Linked DNA regions of Homo sapiens: region 1 is linked to region 2. A link is a contact called in ENCODE Hi-C or POLR2A ChIA-PET data. All regions are on one chromosome and are shown on one strand. Each heading gives the region's core, a stretch centred on a gene start or an enhancer-like site at or near the end of the contact. The rest is flanking DNA. Distances are from core to core; before and after follow the strand shown.

Region 1 (4,641 bases), core at 1,498-3,997, 100 kb before region 2:
AATTAATATAGGTGCTTCTTTCCTAGCTTCACACAGTAAGGAAGAATATAATTCCTCTATTTGTTCTTAATCTGAAGAGGAAAATTTCCTTGGAGGACGTGAATGAATTATGAATATTAGAACCATAAATGTTGAGCCTTCATTTTAAGTTGTAAATCTAGCAAGCATATCATCATTCTTCAGCCGTGCCCTCCAGGACAGCTGCTTTTGACTTCTTTCCTTTCAGACATCTCTGCCTTTTGCTTCTTTGGTAGTAGCAGGTTCATTTCCTACCTTCTTGCATTAGGGAACTGCAAAGTTGTCTCTGTGGCCCCTGTCCTAACTCTGAACAGTCAGTCTCTACAAAGGGAGCATTCACCTCTGTCAGAATGTATACTGTTTCTAAACATTTAAAATCAGATGTTTTAATATTTGAGTCAAATTAAACAAAGAGAAGGAGATAACAGGAAAAGTACTAACATTTACTCATGCGTGTTTGCCAGCACTAGGTTGAACTCTGAATATACAAAGATAAAAGGGCTCCTTATGGAGCTCAAAGTCTAGATGGAAAAAATATATATGTAATCCAATTAGTGATTTAAGGTCTGTAATGGATCAGAAAATGCATCATCTCTAGGGGAGATAATATATCGGCTCTGCCCTTTCTAGTAACTGTGACAAGACCTGAATTTTGATGGATAAATATATAATAGAGTAGGAAGACAGACTAGGGTATACATTCTTGGCAGTCGACTCTATCAAATTAACACTGGCGGCCAGGTGCAGTGGCTCATGCCTGTAATCCCAGCACCTGAGGAAGCCAAGGCAGGAGGATCACTTGAGGTCAGGAGTTTGAGAACTAGCCTGGCCAACATGGCGAAACACTGTCTGTACTAAAAATGTAAAAATTAGCTGGGCATGGTGGCATGTACCTGTAATCCCAGCTACTTGGGAGGCTGAGGCACAAGAATTGCTTGAACCTCGGGGGGCGGAGGTTGCAGTGAGCCGTGATCGTGCCATTTTACTCCAGCCTGGGCAATAGCCTGGGCAATAGAGCGAGACTCTTTCTCAAAAAAAAAGAAAAGAAAAGAAAAGAAAAAGTTAACATTGGCTATGTGGAGGGGAGTTGGGGGAGAGAAGACTGAATTAGGTAGGTGGAGTCATATTTTGAAGACCCTTAAAATCATGCTAAGGAATTCCAACTTAATCTTGTTGAGCAGCAATCTCCAAAATAGGCTGTACTCAAAGCCAGGTGGTGTACAGAATTAAGTACCAGAGGAAAATGTTAGAATTTCTTGTTTTTAAATGTTTTATTTATTCCTTTTTAAATGTCTATCTTTATATATATTATATAAAGAGCATATCATATTATAGTGATCTATATATTTTTTTAAAAATTTTAAGGTAAGTGGCAATAAGTTCAACTTTTTTGATGTTTGGAAAACACTGTTTTAGGGTGTCTTTGAGCAGGGAAAAGACATATGCAGTAGAAATTAGAGTATGGATTAGAATAAGGGAAAACTGGAGCAAGAGAGACACCAGCCAAGAGACTGGAAGAAGATTTTGAGACCTGAACTAAGGCAGTGCAATAGGGGAAGAGTAGGGGACAGGGCAGGAGAGGAAGGACTTCCATCCTGGACTATGGGCGGATTTCTGGCATCAGATTCTGGATGGTAGCAACAGCATGATTAAACTAAGGAATATAGTAAGGATATTTAGCTGTGAGCCCAAGGATTATCACATTTCTTACTTACTGACTGAGTTGGTCATTTCCCTTCCTAGAGCTACTGCCCCAACCTCAGTGAAAACAATGTGGCAGTTGGCCCTTGGCCTTGCACTTTGAGGACTATAGACTGGAATCTTTTCCAAGCATTTTAAACCAAAACTGAGGTCTCCATTGCAGTTAGCCTTTGGTGTTTATTCAAGCACACAAACTATGCCAGGTGCAGTGGCTCATGCATGTAATCCCAGCATTTTGGGAGGCTGAGGCAGGAGGATTGCTTGAGTCCAGGAGTTTGAGACCAGCCTGGGCAATATAGGGAGACCCCTTGTCTAAAAAAAAAGAAAAGAAAAGAAAAAGCACACAAACTACTCTTGGGGATTTGACTGGGATTGGACCACATAGGAAAATGTAAAATGTGACCTTCATAGTCACACCAAGTAGCTGAATTCATGAGTTCCATATGGGCAGGGGTGGCATGCAGGCTGGTGATTTGGATCATAGCCATTATTTGTGGAAGCACTGGGTGAGTAGAGAAGCATGGTAGTTACCTTGCCCTGACAGTTTTTTTCCAAGGGAGTAAATGTGTTTTTCTTTCTCCTTGTCATAAGAAATCGGTTGCCAGATTGTGTTATTTATAACAATCTGTCATGGAACAGCTGCCAGGAAAAGAAAAGAGGCTATTCCCAGTAGCTCTCCTCACCTCCCGCCCCACCACTACAGCCACACACACACACATCCGGTTTTCTGATTTAACCTTTTTTCCCCTCTAATTTTACTCAGTGGTTTTGGCTTGATCGAAAATGTTCTTGTAATGAGAGATTTCTGGGCTTTGCCATGGCTTGGTAATTGGGTTTTCTGAGCTTAATTTGTTTACTTTAGTCAAGACTAACTGGCAGCAGTTTGGATTTTGAATTCCTGGGTGTTTTGGACACTTTAAACACTAAAGTGCTGCCTTCCCTTGAAACCTTGCATGTTTCTATATTGTCAAGAGTGCACACATCTGCTTTCCTTCTGAGTTGTGCTTTCTGCCCTTGACATTGCCCTGGCTTCTCTAGAGGAGCAGGCTTGGGATGAGGCATACCAATGACTGTTGGAATAGTGAGTAGGGAGATCTTTGGAGAGGCCAGTTGGTCTCTGCAGAAGAGGCATACTGTTGGCATTAGAAAAGAAGTGGGTCCATGAAACAAAGGCAGCTGAGTGTTGGCATGTTCAGGGAACTTTAAAATTAACTGCATTTCTGACACACAGTTGCTTCACAGTCCAAACAGTCCATGTTTATTCATGGCTTGTGGTCACACATGATCAAAAATACTTCTCTGGGTCTTATCAGTTTTTCTACTTTCTCTCTCTGGGCTCCAGTTACTAGAAAGCCATTTGCATTCCTAGAATGGGCTTTACATTTTAGAATAAAAATAAAAACAATGATCATTTCTTTCTGTTACAGCGTTTATAAAATCAGGCCAGGCTCAGTGGCTTATGCCTGTAATTCCAGCACTTTGGGAGGCTGAGACAGGAAGATCACTTGAGCCTAAGAGTTTGAGACCAGCCCTGGCAACATAGTGAGATCCCGTCTCTACAAAAAAAAAAAAAAAAGAAGAAGAAGAAGAAATTAAAATTAGTGGACATAGTGGCATGTGGTGCCTGTAGTCCCAGCTACTTAGGAAGCCGAGGTGGTAGGATGCTTGAGTCCAAGAATTTGAGGTTACAGTGAGCTATGATCACACCTCTGCACTCCAGCCTGGGCAACAGACTGAGACCCTGTCTCAAAAAAAAAAAGGTATTATGAAGGTATAAGTGTGATTTAGCTTTCCTTTCTTTCTTCTTCTGAGATTTCCAGCTTTGGAAATTGATCAGACAACAAACACTTTCCTTTGGAAGTGATGGAGTTGCACAGAGGATGAGATGTGTTTGGTCTCAGTGACTCTTACATGGTGCATTCTCTGGGAACAGAGGCAGGAGAGGGGCTGATGGAACAGCACCTCCGTCTGTATGCTAGGCCCTGTTCTTTCAGACCCACGCCTTTCTTTTCACACTAAGAACAGATGGCAACCAGACATTGAGTGGAGGGGTCTGTTCCTTGTGATCCTTGGGGATTTTGCATTCAGTTTAGCAAAAAGTCATCAAAACGCAAAGAGAGAAATGAGCCTACAGCCTGTTCACAATTATGCAGGACTTGTTTGGCATTCACTGTACTGACAGATTTAAACACTTTTGCAGATATCGAATGATAACAGCATTTATTTGCCAAGACAACATTGTTACCACTTCTGAGGCATCTGCATTGGAGTCATTTTCTTGATTTTGGAGTATACTTAATAGTTCAATTTATTGTAGATCAGTAAACTTGCAAAAAAACAGCCATCTTATTAGAGAAACTTAGAAAAATAGAAAGGGGATTTTTTTCCTCAGCAAATTGTCATTTTCATTCTGATGAAATGGGGCAACTTCTGTACTGTTGTAATGACAACTCTGTGAATGTCTTTAGTAATGATTTGTCTCCTTGTCTTTCTAAGCATTGTTCTAAGTAGGATTCTGCAGGCTGTTTCTTTAGTTTGTATGTATGTGGTCTGATTTGTTCACGTTTGCTGCTTCCTGCATGGTGAGTTGCAGGTGTAGGGTTTTTTTTTTTCCTAAAGAGATGTTTATGGGAACTTTTTTTTTTTTTTTGAGACGGAGTCTTGCGCTGTTACCCAGGCTGGAGTGCAGTGGCGCGATCTCGGCTCACGGCAAGCTCCGCCCCCTGGGTTCATGCCATTCTCCTGCCTCAGCCTCCCGAGTAGCTGGGACTACAGGCGCCTGCCACCACGCCCTGCTGATTTTTTGTACTTTTAGTAGAGACGAGGTTTCACCATGGTAGCCAGGATGGTCTCGATCTCCTGACGTTGTGATCCACCCGCCTCGGCCTCCCAAAGTGCTGGGATTACAGGTGTGAGCCACCG
Region 2 (4,654 bases), core at 2,090-4,589:
AAAGGAGATCCCAAGACGTTTGTTTCATGAGTCAGTAATGAGATTTAATTAGATTGCTTTTATCCTGTTATTTGGAGAATATCTCTAGTTTAGGCCCAAAACACGTACCCAGGACCAGTGGAAATGACAGTGAAACAAGCTGTTCTATCATAAAGGAGGCTGCTTGCAGAAAGAGAAGAGAAGCCTCTTTATCCCTTCCTATTCCTGGGGTCTATGGCTTTGGCTCTGGCTGAGCTTAGCTGGGCTCAGGAAACCATTTTGTTTGGGAGAAGACAGGTCATTTTGTAGCTTGGAGCAGCCAGACAGCACTAGGCCCTAGGTTGGAAAGGCTGGAAACTGTAGACCCATTTCTTCCATCCTAGTCTTTGAACTATAAGGCAAGAGGTTTCCTTAATAGACAGACTTGGCCTTGGAAGCATCCATAGAAATGGTGGACTTTGTCACAATTGTTAGCAGTGATGGGCCTATGATGAAAGCAGAGTCCCAAGGCCCAAGTGGTTACAAATCTATTTATCCATGGACCTTATGTCTTGCAGAGTCTGGTAAAAAGGAAGGAGATTAAGACTTACTTAAAGCATAGCATCGGGAGTTGTACTCCTGATGACAACCAGTGCTGAGTCCAGGCCACTCCCTGTCTTCAGCTATTGCCCCAAGAGCAAACTAGGGGCCCATACAGACTTAAGTTAGAGGCTGTTTCTATTTCAGAGACTTGCTAGGGGTACAGTTCTTTTTAACCTTAAATTTTTTATGTTATCATTATTATTGTTTTTTGAGGCAGGGTCTCACTTTGTCGCCCAGGCTGGAGTGCAATGGCACAATCACAGCTCGCTGCAGCCTCTATCAACTCTCCTGCCTCAGCCTCCCAAGTAGCTGGGACTACAGGTGTGCGCCACCACACCCAGCTAATTTTTTATTTTTTGTAGAGATGGGGTCTCACTATGTTGCCAGGGCTTGAACTCCTGGCCTCAAGCAATCCTCCCGCCTCAGCTTCCCAAAGGGCTGGGATTACAAGCATGAGCTACCATGCCACTTTATGCTCAGCAGGACACACTCTATAACAGGGAGAAGAAAGTGCTATTCAGGTAGGCTGCTTTTCATGTGCAGTTACTGTTTGGCCAACAGCATCATACATATATTAGTTCCTCCATAGGCATTTTTCTGGGTGAATGGACAAATGGAAATGGCAAACCTGTTAGGTGTTCACCCCTTCAACCTAAATGTTCCTCTTCCCCAGGACTGAGGCTCTAGAGATGATGTTAATTTGCACAAGCTTTCAAAAAATCAGTTGAGCAGTGTGTATCAAGAGCCATAAAAATGTTCATACTCTTTGACCCAAACAACCCACTTCTGGGAATCTGTCCTAAGGATATTCTCCAAATGATTGATTACAAAAACTACATAGTAACATGAAATATTTATGATGGAATGATTTTTTTTAAGTCTGGAAGAACTGACCAAGAAATTTGCCAGAGATAATAGTAGTTGTGTTAGAAAAATTAGCTTATTGTAGATTCATTTTCTCTTTCTCAAACTTTACATATTGGAATATTGATTTTACCCTACTCTGCCACTTGAGGTTTATCAATCAGGAACCCAATAGAAACAGCACACTCAGATAGGATAGTTGAAAGTTTAATAGAGGGACTATTGCCTCTATTCTTCCCAATTTCCAATCCTTTACACCCTGAATTCTGCAACTCTTAGTGACTCACTCAACAATTATTAAGCACCTATTTATTGTCTGGTGAAGAAGGCAGACTTTCAAGTACATAAGTTTTTGTGTCATAAATGCAATTATACATATATAAATTGAGTTGTTATGCAGAGCACAAAGAAGCAATTATCTGCCAGGAGAGAGACATGAATCAAGGAAGGTTTCAAAGAGGGGGTAGGCTGGGTACAGTGGCTCACGCCTATAATTCCAGCACTTTGGAAGGCCCAGGTGGGCAGATGACCTGAGCCCAGGAGTTTGAGACCAACCTGGGCAACATGGCAAAACCCTGTCTATACAAAATTACAAAAATTAGCTAGGTGTGGTGGTGCACACCTGTAGTCCCAGCCATTTGGGAGGTCGAGGTGGGAGGATCCCTTGAGACTGGGAGCTCAAGGCTGCAGTGTGCTGTGAAGGCACCACTGCACTCCAACCTGGGCAACAGAGGGAGATCCTGCCTCAAAAAAAAAAAAAAAAAGGTGGGTTTTGGGGGTGATTCAAGTTCAGTTTTTGAAGATTATCTGCCAAGACAAAAGGACCAAAACATGTACAAAGGCAGGAACGAGGGAACACTGATGTGAGGGAACTATGGGAGAGAAGGCTTTAGCTAGATCACACAGGGCCCTGTGCTCCAAGTGGGCCTTGTGCTTTGGAGCTATCAGATTTGCATGTTAGAGAAATGACTCTGGTCTCAGTGGAGAGAGTGGACTGAAGAGGGCAAGAATGGAAGCCGGGAAGAGTGAACAGAAGAAATCTTGGGCTTTGATTGGGTCGGAAAGAAAGTGTGGCCCTACCCACTTTGATGCCATCTCTAAGACCTACTGCTACCTGACCCCCGACCTCTGGAAGGAGACTGTATTCACCAAGTCTCCCTATCAGGAATTCACTGACCACCTCGTCAAGACCCACACCAGAGTCTCCGCGCAGAGGATCCAGGCTCCAGCTGTGGCTACAACATAGGGTTTTTATACAAGAAAAATAAAGTGAATTAAGCCTGAAAAAAAAAAAAAAGAAAAGAAAAAGAAATTGTGGCCCTAGGCCGGGCGCGGTGGCTCACGCTTGTCATCCCAACACTTTGGGAGGCTGAGGCGGGCGGATATCCTGAGCTCGGGAGTCTGAGACCAACCGGGGCAACATGGCGAAACCCGTTCTCTACCAAAAATACAAAAAGCCGGGCGTGGTGGTGCATGCCTGTGATCCCAGCTACTCGGGAGGCTGAGGTGGGAGGATGGCTTGAGCCTGGAAGGCGGAGCCTGCAAGCCGAGATGGAGCCACTGCACTCCAGCCTGGGTGACAGAGTGAGACCCCGTCTTAAAAAAAAAAAAAAAAGTGTATCCCTAACAGAGCCCGCAAAGGCCCTTTCTCAGCGTAAGCCTCTGGACTTACACTTGGCCGGCGCTGCGCCTCTCCGGGATCCCCCTCCCTCCTCCTCCCTGGGGCCCCGCGGGCGGGAGGGAGGCGCGGGGTGGCCCAGCCTGGGTGGTCTCCCGCCCCGCCCCCTGCGGCGCCGTTACCTAGCAGCGGGCCGGGCCGCGCGGCTAGGGTAATTTGCGGGCCCCTCAGCCAATGGGAGGGCGTCGCCCCGGCCAGCTCCCTTTTCTGGAGCTCCAGCCGCCTCCCGGGGACTGCAGTTGCCACCTCGAGCCCTGCTGTGCGTCTCGGGCCAGCAATTCCGCCTGCGCGCGGGACCCATTCCTCCTCCAGCCGCCGCGGCCCACGGCCCACGGAGCGGGTGAATCCCGGCGCCGCGCCCCGGACCCGCAGCTCCCTGCACTCCTCCCTCCCAGCCGCTTTAACACCCACACCCCACAGTCTCTCCCACGCCCGCGCCTTGGCGGCCCCACTGAATCCCTACGCGGGGCCCAGCGGTACCGGGAGACCGGGCTAGCCTATGGGAGCGCCCAGATAACGCGGGTTGGGGGCGCCCGCGCCCCCCATCCCCGCCAGCATGACTCGATCGCCGCCCCTCAGAGAGCTGCCCCCGAGTTACACACCCCCAGCTCGAACCGCAGCACCCCAGGTGAGTAGAGGGGGAGCTGGAAGAAGGAAGAGAGCGGAGCCAGGTCTGTCACTCGGGCCTCTGCAAGGTTTGTGATGTCTTGAAGTGCCGAGTGTCATTAGATGTCTGAAGGCAAGTGAGAGCCAGCACCGCAAGCAAGTTGTGCGTGTGTGTCGGTGTGTCTGTGCCGGTGTCTCCTCATCGTCTGGCCAGTGAGAATGAATGTCTGTGGGTTCACCTCTGTGTCCACCCGACGACAGGTGTGTGTACATATGTATCCTGCTCTCAGAAAATGGGCCTATGCCGGCCGGGCGCGGTGACTCACGCCTGTAATCCCAACACTGGGAGGCTGAGGCAGGCAGATTACCTGAGGTCAGGAGTTCGAGACCAGCCAGGCCAACATGGGGAAACTCTGTCTCTACTAAAAATAAAAAATTAGCAGGGCGTGGTGGCGGGCGCCTGTAGTCCCAACTACTCGGGAGGCTGAGGCAGGAGAATCTCTTGAACCTGGGAGGCGGAGGTTGCAGTCAGCCGAGATCACACCACTGCACTCCAGCCAGGGCAACAGAGCGAGACTGCGTCTCAAAAAAAAAAAAAAAAAAAAAAAGGAGAGAAAACAAAAAGAAAAGAAAGGAAAATAGGCCTATGCCTTCCTCAGGTGTGTGCTGGGGATGGTGGGTGTTACATCTTCCAAGTCTGGGCCTGTGTCTGTGTTGGTGCTCCCTGTCCCACATCCAGAAATCAAGAAGCGAGGGCTGGGCAGCAGATATACAGGGTGAGAAGGGAAGGATTTCATGCATTGTTGCAGTGATGCCTGGCTGACCCTTCTCTTTCCATCCCAGATCCTAGCTGGGAGCCTGAAGGCTCCACTCTGGCTTCGTGCTTACTTCCAGGGCCTGCTCTTCTCTCTGGGATGCGGGATCCAGAGACATTGTGGCAAAGTG

The links. Hi-C counts contacts between places; a loop is a spot of excess contacts on that map. ChIA-PET counts read pairs that join two places held with the same protein, here RNA polymerase II (POLR2A). Pooled maps may share reads with other maps.
Region 1: a loop to region 2 is called in a map of posterior cingulate gyrus, with 2.3 times the contacts of the local background. The contact joins the enhancer-like site here to the promoter of PTCH2 in region 2. A Hi-C loop is called at or near these places in 2 of 168 maps with a recorded cell type or tissue (endothelial cell of hepatic sinusoid and posterior cingulate gyrus) and 1 of 50 pooled maps. POLR2A ChIA-PET finds 5 or more read pairs at or near these places in 5 of 52 experiments (H1, PC-3, Panc1 and 2 more).

The regions. Positions count from the first base shown.
Region 1 is chr1:44,945,282-44,949,922 of GRCh38, reverse strand. The region is part of intron 3 of EIF2B3 (eukaryotic translation initiation factor 2B subunit gamma); the gene reads left to right. Among named protein-coding and RNA genes, the nearest start is that of EIF2B3, 39 kb to the left of the region's middle. Within about 2 kb of position 2,747, at least 9 of the 41 ENCODE cell types and tissues checked have a DNase peak (open chromatin) inside an H3K27ac peak, as active enhancers do; they include endothelial cell of umbilical vein, where a contact is called at or near this core.
Region 2 is chr1:44,841,938-44,846,591 of GRCh38, reverse strand. It overlaps PTCH2 (patched 2), which reads left to right and starts at 3,339. Exons shown (of 22, transcript NM_003738.5): 1 at 3,339-3,731; 2 at 4,553-4,654. The coding sequence starts at 3,660. RefSeq lists a silencer at 3,124-3,393.